6 separate regions of the Homo sapiens genome follow, and all the other regions are linked to region 4. The links are chromatin contacts, found by Hi-C or POLR2A ChIA-PET in ENCODE. All regions are on one chromosome and are shown on one strand. The core of a region is the stretch at or near the end of the contact, and the rest is flanking DNA. Distances in the headings are between cores, read along the strand shown. Region 1 has its middle 400 kb from the start of LINC01170. Region 2 overlaps ZNF608 (zinc finger protein 608). Region 3 has its middle 180 kb from the start of ZNF608. Region 4 holds the start of LINC01170 (long intergenic non-protein coding RNA 1170). Region 5 has its middle 380 kb from the start of LINC01170. Region 6 has its middle 160 kb from the start of ZNF608.

Region 1 (3,444 bases), core at 84-2,583, 400 kb after region 4:
ACCTGAGAGATTACTGAATGTATGTCCAATAAACAAACGTATAATGAGAAAACATTCAGTAAATGAACACCTACAGTTTATCTCTTGCCACTGTCACCTTCTAGGGACCTAGTCTCTTTATTAGGAAAAACAGGTGATAATTCAGAGGACATTCCTGCTGAAATAAAGAATCTCTGATAGACGTGTTGCTGGCTAGTTGCCCTTCCTATGTGCACATGTGATAACCTGTCCTTGTACTTGTCATGGCTGTTTAGCTTCTCTGCTTCACTAGAATATACAGGGAGAAACAGCTTAGGATGTGATACAATACATACATATTGGATGGCATAGTGACCCATCTCTCCTAAAGCTTGTAGTCATAAACTGTGAATTTATTTTTCTATCTTGAAAAATGTACACATTTTTTAGACTTAGTTGAAGACATCATGAATGTGTTTCATAATTAATATAGCTTATTTCATCCATTTTTCACATAGTTATTACACTTTCAATGCTATAATTCTTTTCATCTGATATACTGGGGCACCATATTGAAACTTATTAAGTGGACAGGGGTTAAAGAGAGGGTATGAGATCGAACTTATGGGGACTCCCCATTTCTAGAACTTCCTGAGGGTATTCTCATCTTTTAAATACCCCAAAGCCTATAGCAAAATCAGTGCCCATTAAATATTTGTTGGATTAGTTAATTAATATTTTTTAAAACAGGGTGAAATGGATTACAGAAAAGATTTTTTAAATTGAGGGCAAGGCATCGCTTTAGCAAGGCTTTTCTAGGACTTGTCTTTGTGGATAAAACCCATTTGGTAATTGCTCAGCTCTCTCCTTAATTTCATCTCTAAAGACAGAGTCAGAGTCCTCAGGAATATTATACTGATTATTAATATTTGCTTAAGTATTTCCACTAAATATAAAGTAGATAATGACAGTGGAAATACATGGACATAGTTTTGATTGGTAAATAGAAAATGATTCTGTTATTATTTCCCATGCTAGTAAATTAAATCTATCTTTTGGAGACCAGCTACATCTCTTGCTATGAAAATTTTCTTAGTATTCTTTTTATCAGGGTCGACTTAAAAGGCATTGCCAGATTTCTATGCAGACTAAAATACATACACTGATGTATTTTTCTAATGTGAGTGAACAAGTGAATGCAAAATAGGGAAATTCAGTAACTAACATGATAAAGTGGTGAAACCATGAAAAACACCAGATTGGAAAAAATAGCTGAGCGGGGGTTTTCAGTTCCCTTAACAACCAAGTAGGCAACTTGATTAATGGTGCAGATTGCAGGCAATTCAGTGACCACCTGAATGAACATAAGCAGAGCATAATCACCTGACAAATAGTGGCCCGAACGTTCTGCTTTTGAAATGAGAACTGAGTAAAACTCACATCCTAGCTGAACCAAATCACCCGGCAGCCTCAAATTAGACACGTATAGAAAGAAGTTTTTAAAGTTTCTAAAACATAGTCTAAAATATAGTACTGATTTACATTATCAAAAAGCAAATTAAGAATATGTCTACTTGTAAATAAGGAGTTCAGAGTGGGAAAATAGAGAAATATTCTCATTAGATTATTGCCCTCTTTCCCAGAAATAGATGAAAGACTTCAATTCTACATCAGGATCACTATTTCTATAATCTATAGTTGTTGTTTCTTTTGTTCCATTTTTATGTTCTCAACCATTTATCAACAGCTAAAGAGACCTATTAATCATTTTCTCTAACTGCTACACTTCATAGTGTATCAATTGTAGTCTTGAAATAAAAATAAGATAAATGATTTGGCATGAATTGTGGCCTGATGAACCAAGAACAAAGATCTGACACATGGTAGATCTAAAATTCCTGCCTTATGTTTAAAATGCGCACTTACTAGACTCTTCTGATTTGCCATTTCCTTCCTATTGGCATTCGGAAAGAAGTGCAGATTATAGAATAGGGAAGTTGAATCCAAATTAAATTGCATAGTGCTTGTAAAACGAGAATAAATGTGCCCAGTAACAGTAACACTATTCTTTTTTCTGTCTTTCAGTCTTTCATAAAGGAAGTACCAAATCTTGCCCATACAGGGTACATCACAATTATTATTGATCTTATGTATGAGGCAGGCTTCTCTGCAAGGTTACACAGCACCATGGGATGAATGATAACATTTTACTGAGTGACCAAGGGCTTTTAGTAAAGCCGGTGTTTTGTCTGAGTAAGCCCAGAAAGGAATATGTTAATATAAAAACCTTTAGAAAGATTACTGTTTATAGGTATTAAATGGGCAGTAAAATGATTAGGAGACGTCTAAAAATGTGAAAGAAGAAACATGATGTAGTTAATTTATAATGTTTAACATATGAGAGACTATGTTTTGATCCTGATTTGTGCAGAGGGCCAAACAATTGCCCAATGCAAGTGTAACTTTCTAGTGTACAGACCTGGGTCACAGAGGGCCAAAACAGGGCTGTCATTTTATTATTCCCTTGATATTTTAGTATGCAACTGACAAATACATTTATGACCACTCCCTGCCCTGTACCCACGCATTGTCAGTAATATTGCCAGGAGATTATGACCTTGGTTCTCACTGTGCCCATACAGCTTCAGCATTCTTCCCAACACACTCCTATTTAATCAGGATCAGCATAGGCTTGAGGGATCAATCCCTGATTATTTATTGTGATGTGGAGCAGCTAATTCTGTATGCCTTTTTTTTCTCATCTTTTAAAAGGCTAAGAGAGGATATAATAAAATAAATAATAAAATAACTATCATATGCAAACTGCATGTATTCAGTATTTGCTCAGGAACACAGAAGCTCTCTCTGCACTCTGGGTATAAGTGGTTTTAATATAACCATTAGGGGCTTACATGTGAAGAACTGGGGAGGTGAAGATCAAAAGAGCCACCCCTGATAATCTCAGCCTGAAGTTCTGAAGCAGGTGGTCCTCAAGAGCTCCCGGGAAAGCTGATGTGAATCTCATGTCTGTCCGTATGTCTGGGTGCAAATGTCTCAGGAGAATAATGCCTACCCATCCCTTCCACCCCACATTTTCATGTGAATGCCATTCACCAGTGAATATTAACCTGAAATCATGGAGGAAAGGGGATTCTGGGGGCGGTAGTTCCCGACTTTTCTATGATGCAGAGAACTTGCAAGGCGGTGCCTCTGGCTCTCAACTGCTCTTTGTTTTACATCTCTTCATGATACATTTTTGAGGGAATTCACCAGTTCTTAAAATTTACTAATTCTCTAATTGTGCTTATTTCAGCCTTTTTGTAACTTAAGAAGATTTTTTAAGTTCTTTTTTTTTATTTTCACGGTTCCTAATAAGCTTTTTCACATAGCTCACATTTTTCATGCCTCATTTCTCCACATCTTATTTTATAATTTCTTTTCCACTTTGAAAACAGATGAAATGAGCATCATAAGTATCCTCACTTT
Region 2 (3,294 bases), core at 41-2,540, 270 kb before region 4:
ACAATATTGGCTCTGAGCAAAGTAAAACACCATTCCCCCTCTGGTTGTTGGTGATCCCGGGATTGAGGGGTTAATAGCAGGATCGGTGTGGATATTTTTGGCAATAGACGTGAGAAAGCTGTGGCAAGCTTCCCTGTCAGGGTTTAGACCTGATCCCAGGTAAAGGAGGGAATCTCTCTGCCTTCTGGAGGCTTGCTTCTCGGCAGTCCTGGGTTTCGCCTTCTCCTTCTACCTGGCAGCAGAGCCACCTGAATGTCTCTTTGTTGGGTCTGGGTGGAGCAGGAGTGCTCGAGGGAGCACTCTCCAGCCCTACCCTGGCCACCTATCCTCACTGGCTGTCGGTTTCCTGGTACTGAAAGCATCACTGACCAACACAGTGAAATGCCCCAGTGATGAAAAGCTGTCCCCACCAACACTCCAGCTTTGGATCCTTCCTTGCCCATCAGCACTCAGGAAGCCCTTGAAAGAAGGTGAACGGAGAAAATATTGCCAGGGTTTCCCTGCAGATTGCCCGCCCCCAACCCAGCCCTCTGATTACACACACTAAGTGCCGCTCTCTGTGTAAATAACCTTTTCTTCCCTGCCTCCCTTCAGCCTCCCTGCTCCCCCTCCCATGCTCTTAGGCTCTCTCGCGTGATAAATAGCCAGGCTACTGCTCAGCATGCACTAACACCTGGGAATAATCATGCAAAAATAACAGTGAGAGACTGCCGCGCGTCTGTTCTTGACATTAACTTTCCTCGGTTTGACAGGCTGCCACCACCAGCTGTTAGACTTATGGGTCTTTTTTTTCCAGTGGAGATGGCTGCTTTCCTGCTTTCCTCTTTTTTTGGGTTCTAATAGGTTACATCAGTGTCCTATCAAGATGACAGAAAAGAGCTTTGACAAAGAAACCATTGCTAAAACAGGCCAGTTCTCTATTCTGATATTTTATTCCAGTTGTTAGTATTATTAGACTAATAATCCCCCACTGATTTTTAAATGAGGAATATCTGATTAGAACTATATTAGTGTTTCTCCCCTCAGAAAGGGATTTGTTGTTGCCTCTTGTGAATTGCCTTTGAATGTAGCAAATACTAGCATTTGGTCCCATAGGGCCAAACCACCTATCGATTTCAGGTCTCAGATATATTTGTAATAATGATACTAATATTGACAATAGCAATAGCCCCTGTTTATTGAGTGCTACCTTCTACCAGGCCCTGAGCTAAAGTTATTTGTATGATCTTCTGTAGTAGTCACATGAGCCAGATGTTATTTCCGTTTTACAGATGAAGGCACTGATTCCCCAGAGCGATCAAACTACTTGCTTAAGGTTTTGTAGCTAACAGTAGAGCTGGATTCCAACCCCCAGTGAAGACAGATCCCTGCCCCACCCTGTCTTCCATTAACACGCTACTTTTTGCTCTCAGGCCACCATGAAAGTTCCTTTGGTTGTAGTTCTACAATTATCCTTGTAATTTTGCTATATTTGTATGATTATCTGACCAGTGTCACAGTCTTGCCCACTACACAGTCAGTCCAGAAGGGCAGGGACCTGGTCTGTTTGGGCCACTCTTGTTCTAGCAGGTTGCACGGTGCCTGGCAAATGGCAGGTGTGTAGTAATTATTGGGTGGATGTGTGATAAGAGTTGAGGTGAGCTGACTGTTAGGGCAGCAGTGCATGAGAAAAAGCTGCAACTAGAGATTAGGAGGAGGAGATTCTGTAGTAGTACGGGACTCATCAGGGCCTTCATGGTGATCCCATCATTGCCATAAAATTGTAAAATGGAGGTGGGTTAAGCCAGTTGACTGCTGCCAGATGTCAGTGTATGAAAGAAGCAGTATTTCCCCAGGCTGAGCTTCTCAAGGTTAAGCCCCCTTTCTTGTATTTTTAACATACTTTAATTGCACTTAACCATGCATTTGGAGGGGATTATAGATTTATGTTAAATATAGTAGGATATAAAAAGGAGCTTTGGAAGGTTGGGTGCAGGGTTAGGGAACTATAATATCAGACCAGGGACTTTTAAGCCAGTGTTTACTGACCTAAGCACTATGCTGAGCATTCACTTTGCACGGATTATCTCACTGAGTCTTCACTGCAACGCTTGTGGGGGTAATTGTTATTATTACTCCCATTTCTTAGAACTAGACACTGAGTCTTAGAGAAGAGAAGCGCGGTAACTTGCTCAGGGTTCCACACAGCAAGTACTGACAGGGTCAGCATTTGAACCCAATTCTGTCTGCTAACAGAACCAGAGGTTCAAGTCCTGGTATGCTGCCTCCTCACTGGAGGGAGTCCTTGTGGAAACTGTTGCCACCCTCTGCCTTAATGACCTTCATTGGCTGAAGAAATTATGGTTCAGTGTATGGATCACTGACCTGAGAAACCAGGGTGCAGTGGAGTTGATCTTTTGTATAAGGCAAAAATAACTACTGAAAATGCTTTAAAATCCTCCTTTACATATGATACATGTGACTTCACGTTTGACACTGAGATACACAAGAGAACTGAAACCTTTTGGGGGGAAATTCTTACCTAGCAGAAAGAATTGGCCACACTCTTTGAATTACTTCCCTTCCACCCTTCTTCTGTTTCCCAGTGTATGTTGAACTCCTGTCAATTTTCTGCTTGTGGGATGCCATCGTTTTATGTGTACCTAGGCTGCCACTAGAGACAGCTTATTACACTTGTACAAATATGGGCCACAGTTTTCTCTCGACTGAGTAGGTTGGGCTAGGCGACATTCTGTGATTGTTTCAGGCAGAGGGTGGAAGCACAAACTCCAGCATTCTCTGGTTGGGCAAGTCACGTGGCAAGGCTGCAGTGAAGCTCAGTTCTGTCAGTTGATGCCATGAGGAATGTGGGCCCAGGAGAGCACATAATCCAATAATTATTTTACGAAATAGGAGAAATTTAAATTCTTTCCTAATTTATTAAAGTGTTGCTAAAAAAAACTGGAATGTTTTAAAAAGTAACATACCTGCCAAATAAAAACACCTCTGGGAGTGGCTGTAATCCCCACCTGCAAATCCTGTTCTTGCTGGCGACCTCTAAGGAAGAGGGGCCTATGGTAGACCACACGGGGAGACTTTGTGCTCCACCTCCTCCCCAATCCCGACATCTCACAGTGAATGGGGAGAAACTGCGATTCTCCTCTCATTTGGTTCTCCTCTCACTGGTAGTGCTGGTCTGGTACCTATGGGAGTGGCAGTTCTGAGCCACCATGAGAAGCCGATACTACAGTGAAGAAACGAAGAAATTCACTTGTGCAAGTCAAAGATGTGAACCTCAAAACAATAGTAACTGTC
Region 3 (3,061 bases), core at 82-2,581, 480 kb before region 4:
CTATACCCCTTTTCACTTTTTGATATGTGATATAAATTATTCATTGATATTTATTATCTGCCTCTCCTCATTTCCACTCCAGTGGAATGTTCAGCTTCAAGGGGGCAGGGACTTTTGTCTGTTTCGTTCACTGTTGTATCTCAGTTTTAGAACAGTATGTGGCAAACAGTAGTCACTCAGTGAATATCTGCTGAATCAATGAATGAATCAATCAATAAATACTATTATAAGGCCAGGTGCAGTGGCTCACACCTGTAATATCAGCACTTCGCGAGGTCAAGGTGAGAGTATTGTTTGAAGCTAGGGGTTTAAGGCCAGCCTAGGCAACAATGCAAGATCCTGACTCTACAAAAGTAAAAATAAAAATTAGCTGGGCACAGTGGCACATGCCTATAGTCATAGCTACTCAGGAGGCTGAGGGGCTGAGACAGGAGAATCACTTGAGCCCTGGAGTTCGAGGCTGCAGTGAGCAAGACCCCAACTCTAAAAAAAATAATAATAATTTAAAAAAATTCTTTAGAAATACTATTATAAGCCTTTTATTTAGGGTTAGGAAGTAATCTCCAGAAGAAGAACTAAAAAATAAAAAGGTCTTTGCTGCTAGTAATAGGCCTGAGTGTGGAGGAGGGTACTTTTCTTTATAAAGTACTTTCTTATACTACTTGATGGTTTTTATCATGTGCATGTATTACTGTGATAAAATTTCAAAAAACTTTTGAATATGCCCCTGTGCCTGGAAAAATCATAGGATAACAATGCAGGAAGCCTAGCCAACAACAATTTGCTTTATAGTAAATTGCTCTAAATCTGTTTTGAGAGCAAACTATTGAATCTGCTAATGGTACATACAGATGGTGCAAAACAATAAACTTCTTTTGGGTGTTGGGTGTAATTTTAAAGAGTATCTTTTATCATGCTTTAAAGCAACTTCAATCTATTTATATGATCAAGCTTCATATTATTATGTTAAGTTCCAAATATTTCACAATGGGTATAAAATGCACAGGGATGTCATTATTCAAGACTTTATATAAAACATGATTTATTGATTCTCTAAATGTGGGTGGAGAAATAATGGAAATAATTTTTCATATGCTGATAACTGACATATGTGAATGCTTGCTAATTTGAGGGAGGTAGGAAGGAAAGGATGGAAGTAACAAAAATAATTTTGTCTAAGGTTGCAAGTGACATAAATTCAAACAATTGCTTTTTCAGTCTTCTGGCTTGCTCTATTCAATGTTTGCTGAGCTTTAGAGAAGGCTGAATCCCACCATGGCAAACTGCCATCTTTGTCAGAAGCAAAGAGCTGTTTACATTCAAGGCACATAATAAGTGCAATGTGAAGTGAAAAACAGTGTGAGTTCTATTATGGCTGATTAGCCCATTGTACACTGTTACAACTAACATCTTCCTTGTGCTAAAAATAGTGTGAAGTCACGGGACCTCAAGCAGCATGATCCATCAGTACTGTACTCTTTCACAAGATTGCCAACAAAAGCTGCCTCTAACTCCCCAGAAAACTAAAAGGGCCACTTATTCACTTCAGTTGTCCTCCAAAATATGTAGTTTATCTGAGCTGTTAGGAAACCTGTCAGAAAATGAGGTGCAGGGAATTGACAGTGTCCAAAAAATAGATTTGTCTTCTCTGCTGTTTCCTTTTGAAAACTAGATCCTTAATACAAGCATCATAAAAGTCAGCTGGTTGCTGTTAAACTTGCATTGTTAGCTGCTTCTTAATCACAGTAGTGGTGGAATTAGTGCATATTTTGATGCATTGGCTACCAGTAGCCCAAACAAATAAATAAATCTCCCTGAAGTGACAGAAACAGGAGGCAGTGGTTTGAATAAACTCTGAGTCCTAGGTCATTTCATCACCAAGTCAATAGCCCTTCTCGTTGAAGGGGGGAAAACAAACTGCTTTCTATTCTATTGAAAGCCTGGAAGAATTTGCACCACAGTAATCCTAAATCCAGAGGCAATCTATTAAGAACTCAGCATTACCAATCCTGAGACTCAACTGATAAGCACATTCTTTTCCCCCCTTCCACATTAATCCTCTTAAAGACTGTGCTAAGTAATGAAAAGGTGCGATGAAAGAGGCCCCCCTTTTTTATTACAACCATATAAACTGCTTGTGTAAATGTTTCATTAACAAACTGCTGGACTCATATTTAATTTCCTTGGCCTTCCTCCCCGTTCCTCCCGGTACGGTGCTCCTGGGTATGGCATGACTAAATGTGTGATTTACACGTTTCAGAGAAACATTCCCACACTTGAATGCTGTAGCATGACAAAGGAAAGGGAGGGGCTGAGAGAGAGGTGTTGAACCTATTGTAGACATTTTAATTTACAATTCTCTTTTTATGGGCTTTAAAAAGATGAATGACTTGCACTCACTTATCAGTTTATGTTTCATTTCTCAGTTCTTTCTAATAAGTACTGGTCTGCATGTAAGTGCCTTTGGCTCACTCATTTGAGGCTGACCCTTTTGAAGACATAGATATTCTAACATACTAAGAAGAAAAGGAAGATGAATTCCAATGTATATCCAGTGTGCAAAGAACTCTTCTGTGAACAACATAAAGGCCAAAATACATGGCTTACCTTTACTTTGAATATGTCAAATGATGCGGGATGTTTTGTGGAAATATACATCCTGTGTTTTTCCCCGAGGTCATCTAGTTACAATCTGATGTTTTGTTGCTTTAGCTAATCTGGTAAATCCTAACAATGCTTTCATTATCTATTTTAATGGTGGCATCTTAGTATAAAATTAACTTTCCTTTCAGACAAGCAAGATATGCCTGTGGCACCTACTGAATTCGTCAATATCCAGTCACAGGATGTATGAATGTAACTTGAAGATACAGAATCAGTCACTTACAAGAGTAGTTTAAGTTAAATCATGATACAGGAAAAACAGGTTATCACATCCAGACGAGTGCCACTGGGCCAAATTCTTAGAAAATGCATTTACCTTGTATTTGAAGAGATTCCAAACTTTGAAAAATTAATACATCAGTAAACCAAATAGAAATGTAGCCTCTTTATAATACAA
Region 4 (3,512 bases), core at 813-3,312:
GTTAGGTCAGATTAGCCAGAATCATTTTAGGCAGAATCCCCTCTTCCCATGATATTTCTTCTTAGCAATTTTCCATTCAGTGTCCCACCTCACTATAAATCTTCACTTTTCCTTATATTCAATGTTGAGCCCAATCTCTCTCCCCTACTACAAAACTGTATTGCAGCAGTATCTACTTTTATCACAATAGCCCTGAATAAAGTCTACCTAGCCATTTTAACAAATGTCAGAAAAATTGTTTCTTTACCAGCATGTTGGATGAAAATGTTAGTTGTTAAGAATTACTCTTCAAACAGAAGTAGTCTAATTGAATGACAAATGCTCACCCAATGATTTTATGTCTTAAGATTGTCATGGAGAATTATCTTATTATAAATTCCTGCTTACTCTTGAAGCTTCAATATAATTTCACCACTTTTTTTTAAGCTTCAGGATCAAAAAATATCCCACGATTTTCAATGAAATTAATCTGTGTGCTTAATTTGATGCTCCATTTAAAAAACAATACAGTGTCTCTGATAGTACCTCAGAAATAAATACCGTATGGCCTGGCATGGTGGTGTGTGCCTGTAGTTCCAGTTACTTGGGAGCTCCCGAGGCCAGGAGTTTGAGGCCAGCCTGGGCAGCATAGTGAAATCACATCTCAAGAAATTTTTTAAAGTTGTAAAAAAAAGAAATAAGTACTATAACTAGCAGCTGCCATCCTATATGAGAGGGTTACTCTATGTGTACATCTCCAGATGAAGGGTGACTCAGAGTAACACCACATTTAGTGCGATGCCATACCCAGTTTCACACTCTCAGATGAGGCTTTGTTATTCTTGAAGACTGAGGTCCCGTAGGTAGCCTGGAAAACAGTTCACAAAAGGCTCTCTGAATAGTGAATGCACATGCTTAACAAATCTGTTTTTGCTAGTCTCCATTACCTTCCTTCAGCAGGTGTAAAGCTTTAGTTCTGATATTCCTCTCCATTGTAGATGCCTGGCTCTAAGCCTTCTTTGTTTCTACCCAGATGCCAGCTTCTAGTTAACTATTCTTTTTTTTTTTTTTTTAAGCTACCAACCATCTGGAGGAAATCTGATTGGGGCTAGGGTCATTTTTGTACCTTTTAAAATGCGGTGTAGGTAAAAGGATTTGTCAAACCCATGAATGACCCTTCTCAGATCTCAGAGGCACTTCAGATTGGCAAGGGACTCCTTCATGAAGAAGCTGACTCAAGCAGAGGTAGCAACAGAGGCAAAGAGGAGCATGCTGAAGCTACAAGATGGGTTGAGAAATATAGATCTGCCCAATTATAATTCAAACAAAAACAAGTGAGAAACTGTAGTCGGTTGAGGCACTCTTGGCCGAGCATCTGGGCTTGGCATGCATGCATGCATAATTAGGCTTCAGGCAGCTGCAGGCTTCCACAGTGCAACAGGGCAGGCAGGATATCATAATACACAGTAGGTTGCATATCAATGAAACTCTTTTTAAATTCACATGAAGCCTAAGATAAAAAGACATCAGCAAAAATTAAACAGCATTCAAAACGGCAGTGAATTGTGATACAGGCCACCAGGAAAACGATGAAACCCGACCTGGTTTCCCCCCATTGTTCTGTTTCCTTCACACAAATAGATTAGAGCAACAGTGCTGACTTTGTTTTAAAATACACACACTCATTAGATCAAAGTGATCAATGCACATTTAAGCAACTTTCAAGGCATCACAGGAAGAGTGAAATGGTCTGCTTTATTTTGAAAGACAACAGAGAAAATCACACACATGCATCGGGGCATTGTGATATGCAGATGGTTGGCTTTCAGAAGAATTAAATATTCATGGAAGATAAAAATCTCTCTCATTATATTTTTAATGTATATGAGGCTTTGGGCTCAATGCCCTCTGTGTTCACATAACAGACAGACCCTGTTCTCCAAACACATGGATCTGCACACAAGGACGGCTCAGATCACATCCCGAGATGTCACCCTGGCCCGGGCCGGTCAGGCCCTTCCACCGCAGGGCTGCCCCATGGCAGCCAGTGACACCGCTGAGACAACTTTGCCGTGGCCTTACTTTCATTTCCTTGGTTGTTCAGTTTATGGCAAAAGACCCTCAGCTGTGTTTTGTTTACTAATTCCCCTAAGCCTGCCTTAAATCCAGACTGCCAGGGCCACAGGAAATCTTTCAGACCCCTGACAGGTACGGGTAAGTCTCTGAGGTACCTGGGCGTTTGCATTTGCTTCTATTACTAACCCACGTGCAGCATTATAACCTTCCTGCTTTTTCTTGTTTATTCCATGTCTTTGTTTGACAGAGATTCAAAGGGGTTTCTCAGAGGCTTTTAATCTGATTAACTACACATGGGTGACCACTGTAAGGGTTGGGATGCTACAGGACAGGCAGCACTGTCGGGTAGGGTCAGATTTGTCATCCCTCCTGCCCTCGCTTTCCCCAACACACTCCCAGTTTTCCCCTCCCCCACCCCGTGTGCCAGCTCACTCAGAAAATAGGATTCCAGATATGCTTTTATTGAGGAAGAATAATTAAAAAAAAAGATGTGTTTCTTCTTCATAGGGTGCTGAAATAATGAATTTATTAACCTTAGATCAGTGAAATGAATGAAAACTAAACCTGCTTAAAGGAAAGCATTAAGGTGAGAAAAATAAATATTCCTCTACATTTCAATTTGATTCTGAATTTAGTTCATTTTACTCCAGTTAGAAAATTGGCTCCACCTATGGCATTCACTGGAGTAGTCATCATCTTCTACACCGTGTCATTTTCCGTGCTTCTTTGTACATACATTCTTTCCTATGCTTTAAGACTGTATCGTCTATAGAAGATGAGTAATTATGATGAAGACTGAATCGTCACAGCATTTTGTTGTTGGCGTTCAGGTAATTGTAGCTGCGCGTGAGGTAGTTATTTGACCAGGTCTAATGTGTTGAATTGGTCTCTTGCTTTTTTTTTTTTGGTCACTGCTGTTGCCCTCCAATAAATTCCATCTTATCTTCAACTTAGATTTAAATACATGTGTTTTCTAGGTGTTGTTTCTATGCTCATATTTTAAACACAAGCATAAATGTACTTACATTACTGGATTCCAAAATGTAAATAGGTAGGACACTCAGGAATCAGATCTAACTTCCTTTTATCCCCCTGTCTGTGAACTGTGCTTTCAGTAAAAAGTAATGTTTCCATGTTGGGAATTCCCATTATTTCTTTTAAATATCCTCTAAAGCCCTGGTTTAAATAGGAATCAAAGTTCTTATTCCAGTGAGTGGAACAATGCAGTAATATAGATGTAGGGATCAAAGACATCACTGAACCATCAGCCTCCTGCCTCCAGTGTAGCCAGCCATCCTCAGCCATCCCCAGAAGCTGCATCCTCAGGGGCAGCACCCGGGGCTGAACAGTGAGCTGGCCAGGCTGGAGGGAATCTCCTCAGGGGAAATGTGTGAATAGACCCTGATTTGGAGGCAATATCCTCCCCCGCACCCTTTATTGAGGTATGATTAACACAT
Region 5 (3,303 bases), core at 741-3,240, 380 kb after region 4:
ACCTGGAAGGAGGAGTACAGTAGCCCCTGACAGAATGATTACTCAGGAGAGAACGTGTGACCATCACAGCCATTTAACATCCACTTTTTCTGGAACTGCTGGGAAAGAAACATGAAATTTCTGTTGGATTTACTAATGTGAGAGCCTGTTAGTATGGAGCTGCTTGGGACCATTTCTCAAGGAATTATGTCAAAACAGAGGAAGCCCAAGTCAAGAAGAGACTAGTGTATTTCTGAAAGCACTCTTACAGGAGCAACATCCAGTGATTCTTGGGCCTAGACTTGGACTTTTCCGTTACTATCGCTGATACATTAGCCCATTTTTGCATAAGCCTGCTTGAGTTGAATTTTAGGCTCTTACAGAAGGAAGAGACATTTTGGTTATCACTATGGCTGACGCTTAAAAGAGAGATTTAAAATTTCAACTCAAATGCCCTCTCCCTTCTCACAATTTATCCAAACTTCTATTAAGCTTCTATTAAGGCTGAGTTCAAGTTATACATTCTCTGTGGGTAGCCTCCTCCTCTGGACTGTCATGTGAACCGCACAGCAAGAGAAGCAATGTAGAGGCACTGGGTTTCACAACACATGCAGTCAATTACCTGGATGGGGGCTAGGGGTCGCCAGGAGTTTAAGGACTACTTTTTAGAAATTTATTTGTTTGTCATTTACTAATTGTAGTGAGTTGAACAATGTTCCCCCCCAAATCTGTGTCAAACCAGAATCTCAGAATGTTATTTGGAAATAAGATCTTTGCAGATGTAGTTATTTAAAAATCTCAAGACGAAATTATCCCAGATATAAGGTGGGCACAAAGTTCAATGACAGGTATCCTTATAAAAGAGGAAAGGACACAGAGACCCAAGAAGAAGGCCATGTGGAAAGAGGGGCAGAGTTTGCAGTTATGTTGCCACAAGCCAAAGAACACCAGGAGCCACCACAAATTGGGAGAGGTAAGGAAGAATTCTCCCCTAAAGTCTTTGGAGGGAGCATAGTCCTGCTGACGTCTTGATTTCAGACTTCTGGCTCCCAGTGTTATGAGAAAATAATTTCTCGTTTTTAGACACCAAATTTTTTTATTATTTGTTATGGCATCCATATGAAATGAATACACCAGTGAAGCTATAAAGTATGAGAAAGTGGGGAGAAAGCTGAAAACTCTAAGAAATGACTTTGCTGGAGAAGGGGAAGTTCATGTCAAAGTTCATTAGCATTGAGATAAAAAAGATCAGTGCTATTCCCCATACACTGTACATTCTCCCTTGTGCCTTTATCCTAATTAATCAGATGCTGACCAGGCTTTGTATATTATCTGATGGCCATTCTCAGGAAAAGCAAGGATTTGCTGAGCTTTTGCACTTTTCTGAGATGGGGAAGGCACTGAGAAAAAGGGCGCATGACGATTTTACTACAGAAATTCTGCAGTGTGATTTGGCATCATGACAATTTGGCCATCTGCTTTGTGGAGGGAGTCCAGCACCATCAACGAGACAGTGTAATTTCTGTCACTTCTTAGAGAAGCATCCTTGTAACACAACAGTCCTTTGGTGGGTTCATTGTGTGGCAGTGTAAATTTTCATGACTAGGGTCCTCGTCCATCCTGGTTTGCCTCAGACAGCCCCAATTTATGCCTGTTGTCCTGGCTGAATTAATTACAGCCCTCCCTTTTTCACTTTGAAAAGTGTCCCTGTTTGGATGATAAATTATATAGCCACCTTAGCTATGACACAATCTCTCATTAAAAAAAAAAAAAAAAAGCTGTAAAGCTTTGCAAATTGATTTACTTTCATTTTCTTGCCAACCCCACAAGATTACTTACAATGTTTTGGAAATAGTAATTACATTTTTTTTTAAAGAGAGTTTTGCCTGGGAGTTAGAAAAGGGAAGTTCAAAAAGGGAAGTCTATGCTGTCTGTTTCCTAAAGACTGTTTCGCTCCTCCACAGCAGGTGCCCCCACCAGTGCCTCCCTACCCGCTCCCAGCTTTGGTGGCAGAGCAATGCCTCTATCCAGTGAAAGGAATTTGGCTGCTTCAGCAAGGTGACAACTGCACACATCCATATCTGCAAGGCAGGTGTAAGCTGGCATTTTGCCCAAGTCTAGCCAGACAGCTTCATAAATCCTGCCCTTACCACAGCCCGAATTACTTTTCATGACACAAAGCCAAGCTGTGTTATTCACCTAATGCCCCGATTTACAGTTCCCAAGACAAAAGAACATACAGATAGAGTTTCAGGGCTCTGTTTGCCTTCACGTTTATCTAAAGGTCAGTTTCAGGTCACGCTCAAGAAACCTGACAAATGGTGGTGAATAAACCTAAAAATAAATTAAATGCAAGTGGGAAACTTAAGCATTCCTTATTCTTGTGCCAAAAGAAAACTCAACCCAATTGACATTCTTTTAATATCTGAGATAAACAGCTGTTCTCTTATTCATGGCATCGTAGGGAATTATCATGCTCCCTTCAGCTCCTGCGCACATGTACATGTGTGTGCTTCCACATAAGGTACCCACATGTACACACATACACACGTCTCGGCGCAGTTCCCGTTTAGGTATTTGTTCTTGTGTCTTTAAGGACCTGAGTTCATGGAAGACTTGAGGGTCCTCAGAGTGAGAACTGCTCTTATCTGGAACAGTGCTGTGGTTGCCCAGGAGTACCACTCATGTCCTGCCAGGCTCAGGGGCACTAGGACGTCAAGCAGAAATCTCATCACTCTATGAACGAGAAAATCAGACCAACAAATGCCGGTCCTTGGAGAGAGATAATTGCTCATATGCCAGATTCATGAAGGTGAGAGTTGAGCAGTTAACCTGAAGAATGCTTCATGCAAATAGGCTTAGAACTGCGGAACAAGAAAGTGCTGGAGCCCCACCAACTGAAAATACCTCTGCAGAAACCTCAAGACCTCAACAGTCCATTGCCGAGTTGTTGGCCATGACAGGGCTTCTAGAGCAGCACTTAATTTACCCTTGGTAATTCTAAGGAAAATGATAGACAACAACAAAAAACCCACCTTCTGCCCTTCAGAAAACTGCAATAGACTTTGAGATCTACCCCACTATGCTGTGTTTTTCTATATGTAAACCTTCTCTATGATGTAGATTTTCCTTCCTCCCACTCCATCCCCAAACCCCCAGCCTCGCTTTTCTATTCACAAGATTGGGACAGAAATTTCACTAAGAGAAGTAAGACACTGCTGGAGAAGAAACACACTGAGCCCATCACATTTCACAGTGGGTTTGTAAATTCCAGCTGCCTCTGTTAGGGTTACAGAACAAGCCCAGAGTTGTTTCTAAAGACAT
Region 6 (3,375 bases), core at 239-2,738, 460 kb before region 4:
GTGGCAACTTTACAGCCTAACCCCACGTGGATGACTAAATGAATCAAAAAGTGAATGTATTTAGAGATTATCTGCTCTTTCTTTATTCTTCTGTGGTGAACCCTCTCTCCCACTTTTTTCTCCACTGGCTTCTAAACTGTGTCTCTTGAAGTTTGTCCGCCACCTCCCGCCCACATCATTTCCCCACAGTTGATCAGTTGACAGTAAAAAGACAGCAAGGAGGCTGATGTCTGGATGGCTGGATCATTTCTAAGCTGGGTATTTGCAGATCAGGGGTTTCCTGCACTTTGACAAGGATTTTTAAGCGAGTATGGTAAACAGAAAGTTGTAGATTGAGACTCTATAAAGGTGAATCAAAGTGTCTTTTGAAATCACTGGTTTCCCCATATCCCTATTGCCATATCCCTCATTATTCAGAGAAATTACAGAAAAGAGAGGTTAGCCTTCCAGGGTTACTAGTGATTTGCTGTGTTGACCTTTGACATGCTCTTTAATCTCTTAGGACTTTAGTATTTTCATCAATAATAATAACAACCTGTTCTAATTACATCACAGCCTTGCTAGGCAAATCATATGAGAGTAGTATATAAAAGATATACTACTATATTACTAGAACTAGATATTAAAAAAGGACTAGGTTAGCTTGTGTAAATAGCTTTTTAAATAATGAATGCTATGTGAATCAATATATTAATAATGAGAAAAATTAGATTTGCTTGAAAACAAAATGCTATTAAAAACAGGAAGAAGCCATGGGAAAAAAGTTTAATTTGTCATTATAACAGGTAAAGAATATTGCTATAGTCACCTTCATAATGCTCTGAGCTTCCTACCCTTACAGTGAACATTCAATACATTTGGAATAAAGAACACGTTTGAGATACACTATCAAATCAAAATGGTTTTCCTGGTTTGATCAGTGGTGGAAATCGAGGCTATTAATTTAATATCCACTCCTTCTCACCATGCACACTGGGTCATTATTTAACTGTGAGCAAATGGTCTAGGTGACTCTTAGCAAATCCTGAAAATATGTAATTTCCATTCCCACTACCAATTCCGATCAAGGCCATTCTGAAGTGCAGCAAATGAGTTTAAGTACAGGGTTGACACTGCACCGAGTACTGGCACTTTCTTGCTCCAGAGGAAGACAAATGTAAATGCTTGAAAAAACACAGTTGAGAGAATAATTGAAAATGCGTTCAATGTCTTCATCCTCTGAGAATATGTGTGTGCATGTGTGTATTTGTAGTTGCTCTTTCATAAAATGTGTATGTGTCTGTTTTGATTCTGAAGCTTCCCTCTGGTGTGGGTAGGTTTCACAGAGGGGTTCTGGCTTGTAAAGGTTAACCATGCAGAAATCAAGGCTTTGTGCATTTTTGCAAAGGTCACACTCATCAGCAGTTCCGGAAAGACTGCTGGGCAGGGCCATGGTAACCACCCCATGAGTGAACCATGGCTCTGGGTTTCATTTCCTTTAAGAACACCGCTACAGCCCCTGGTTGTGTCACCAAGAGATAAAGAGGCTGCTCAGTCACTTGAAATTCAATTTGTACATTACTCCAACCTAGCCCACCTCTTTCCTTCATGGTGTTTGGCAGCTGCTTGCTGGCACTCTGCATTTCAAATGCCTGAGCTGCAGGAAGCTGTTTAATAAGTGGGATAGGTTTTGATTAATGTAACAAGCTAAAAATAGACCATGATGTAATGCATATCTCAGCAGGAATCACAGAGCAAATTGGACGGTTTCAAAGGACCATGCTGCAGCAGAGAGTTTCTCTAAAGAAATATATTTATGTTTTTATAGCACCTTGAAGGGTCAAATTGTAGAATGAGTACATTTTGGACATGGAAGCTTGTCCTGTGGGTCTTTGAATAGCAATTATAGGTGACCACACAAGAAGCTCCAGAGAAAACTGGATATTTGACACTGACTCAGGTACACTAAGGGTCATCTATACTTCACCAAACACCCTGGTATTATTATTTTTAAAAACAGCAAAAGCGAATAGAAATGGTAGCAGTAAAATTCTGGCAGTATCTGTAAACTCAGTTATTTAAGTATTGCATTTAGTTTCGTCTAATGATCTAAAAGCCTCATGTAGTCCTATGTTTAAAGGCATTGATTTAAATTTCTCATTTCTTAGTGGATAAAATAATTAGAATTCATGTTGCTTGGTTTAAGAAAGACCAATGAAAAGAAAAGCAATAGACTTGTACGGCAAGATTCCCTTATATTTACTGAGAAATGGCACAATATGTAAATGAAATGTGGGATCACTTTTCTTAAGGGAGCAATAATTAAAGATTAAAAACAAAGTCTGGAATGTACTAAAAAGAAATGAAGGAAATAAATTCATTGTTTGTAATTGTTGTTTACTAAATCTATACATTGTAAGTTGCTAAAAATCACTTTGGATATTTAGTCAAAGTATGTGTGTCTGTGTATGTGTGTTGATGTGGTGTGGTGGGGGTAAGGGATGGGGGAAAATCTTCCCTTGCTATAAATGCAAATGAGTGTGTGGAAAAAATTATGTTTTTGTATTTTTCTCTACAAGTAATTTCACCTTCCCACTATGAGAATCTGTGTACTTTATAAATGGTCCCACACTCTGGTTACTGTAAAGATGTTGACTTGTTACCTTGCCAGTGAGGGAGAGCCAAAATTAACATTCTTAGGCTGTATGAGTAATATTTTTCCTAGAGAACTTGCCTATCTACTCAAAGTACTCATCTCATGGGATAGTCAATTAATACAACCAAGGTATAGATTCCATGAAAGTAAGTTAATGCCAAAAAGAGCAAAATTTGCCCAGCCAATGACCACAGTCCTAACCAAGCCATTCATTTTAAGAGTATCAACAATCAAATAAAATCCATCATCATTATTCCACGACAAACAACACAAATTGATTAAACTGTACTGTAGTGGGTTGAAAGGTGCCCTCCAAAAGTTATGTCCCTGGAGGGGATGGGGAAATGGGAAGCAGCTTTTCAGTGGGCATAAAGTTTCAGTTGTACAAAATGAATGAATTCTAGAGATCTGTTGCACATTATGCCCATAGTTAACAATATATTGTGCACTTAAAACTCTGTTAAGAGTGAAGTATTCTTACCACAATAAAAAATACATTTAAACGAATGTAAAGTTATGTGTCCTGGAACCTGTGAATGTGGCATTATTTGAAAAAAAGGGGTTTTGCAAATGTTAAATTAAGGACAAATGTTATTTGATTTAGGAATCACCATAATCCAGGATCCTAAATCAAATGATGTGTGCCCTTCAAAAAGAAGAGAAGAGAAGACACACACTCAAAGGAAATGTTGAGGTGAAGACTAGGGCGGAGGTTGGTATGATGTGCCGGTGGGCCAAGG

The links. A loop is a pair of places that touch in the nucleus more often than their neighbours do. ChIA-PET counts read pairs that join two places held with the same protein, here RNA polymerase II (POLR2A). Pooled maps may share reads with other maps.
Region 1: a loop to region 4 is called in a pooled map, with 3 times the contacts of the local background. The contact joins the enhancer-like site here to the promoter of LINC01170 in region 4. A Hi-C loop is called at or near these places in 1 of 168 maps with a recorded cell type or tissue (OCI-LY7), 10 of 37 single-sample maps with no recorded cell type and 5 of 50 pooled maps. POLR2A ChIA-PET finds 5 or more read pairs at or near these places in 1 of 52 experiments (Panc1).
Region 2: a map with no recorded cell type shows a loop between it and region 4 (2.1-fold over the local background). The contact joins the enhancer-like site here to the promoter of LINC01170 in region 4. A Hi-C loop is called at or near these places in 21 of 37 single-sample maps with no recorded cell type and 6 of 50 pooled maps. POLR2A ChIA-PET finds 5 or more read pairs at or near these places in 1 of 52 experiments (OCI-LY7).
Region 3: a loop to region 4 is called in a map with no recorded cell type, with 2.4 times the contacts of the local background. The contact joins the enhancer-like site here to the promoter of LINC01170 in region 4. A Hi-C loop is called at or near these places in 1 of 168 maps with a recorded cell type or tissue (GM12878), 18 of 37 single-sample maps with no recorded cell type and 7 of 50 pooled maps. POLR2A ChIA-PET finds 5 or more read pairs at or near these places in 1 of 52 experiments (activated B cell).
Region 5: a map with no recorded cell type shows a loop between it and region 4 (2.6-fold over the local background). The contact joins the enhancer-like site here to the promoter of LINC01170 in region 4. A Hi-C loop is called at or near these places in 20 of 37 single-sample maps with no recorded cell type and 5 of 50 pooled maps. POLR2A ChIA-PET finds 5 or more read pairs at or near these places in 1 of 52 experiments (Panc1).
Region 6: a loop to region 4 is called in a map with no recorded cell type, with 3 times the contacts of the local background. The contact joins the enhancer-like site here to the promoter of LINC01170 in region 4. A Hi-C loop is called at or near these places in 1 of 168 maps with a recorded cell type or tissue (GM12878), 9 of 37 single-sample maps with no recorded cell type and 4 of 50 pooled maps.

Annotation. Positions count from the first base shown.
Region 1 is chr5:124,032,985-124,036,428 of GRCh38, reverse strand. No RefSeq gene overlaps it. Among named protein-coding and RNA genes, the nearest start is that of LINC01170, 400 kb to the left of the region's middle. RefSeq lists an enhancer at 1,091-1,140. Within about 2 kb of position 1,333, at least 2 of the 41 ENCODE cell types and tissues checked have a DNase peak (open chromatin) inside an H3K27ac peak, as active enhancers do; they include OCI-LY7, where a contact is called at or near this core.
Region 2 is chr5:124,704,232-124,707,525 of GRCh38, reverse strand. The region is part of intron 2 of ZNF608 (zinc finger protein 608); the gene reads left to right. Among named protein-coding and RNA genes, the nearest start is that of ZNF608, 41 kb to the left of the region's middle. Within about 2 kb of position 1,290, at least 9 of the 41 ENCODE cell types and tissues checked have a DNase peak (open chromatin) inside an H3K27ac peak, as active enhancers do; they include OCI-LY7, where a contact is called at or near this core.
Region 3 is chr5:124,921,646-124,924,706 of GRCh38, reverse strand. No RefSeq gene overlaps it. Among named protein-coding and RNA genes, the nearest start is that of ZNF608, 180 kb to the right of the region's middle. RefSeq lists an enhancer at 1,417-1,526. Within about 2 kb of position 1,331, at least 4 of the 41 ENCODE cell types and tissues checked have a DNase peak (open chromatin) inside an H3K27ac peak, as active enhancers do.
Region 4 is chr5:124,437,070-124,440,581 of GRCh38, reverse strand. LINC01170 (long intergenic non-protein coding RNA 1170) reads left to right here and starts at 2,062. Exons shown (of 6, transcript NR_125774.1): 1 at 2,062-2,187; 2 at 2,706-2,885.
Region 5 is chr5:124,056,083-124,059,385 of GRCh38, reverse strand. No RefSeq gene overlaps it. Among named protein-coding and RNA genes, the nearest start is that of LINC01170, 380 kb to the left of the region's middle. RefSeq lists an enhancer at 2,485-2,674. Within about 2 kb of position 1,990, at least 10 of the 41 ENCODE cell types and tissues checked have a DNase peak (open chromatin) inside an H3K27ac peak, as active enhancers do.
Region 6 is chr5:124,900,549-124,903,923 of GRCh38, reverse strand. No RefSeq gene overlaps it. Among named protein-coding and RNA genes, the nearest start is that of ZNF608, 160 kb to the right of the region's middle. Within about 2 kb of position 1,488, at least 9 of the 41 ENCODE cell types and tissues checked have a DNase peak (open chromatin) inside an H3K27ac peak, as active enhancers do; they include GM12878, where a contact is called at or near this core.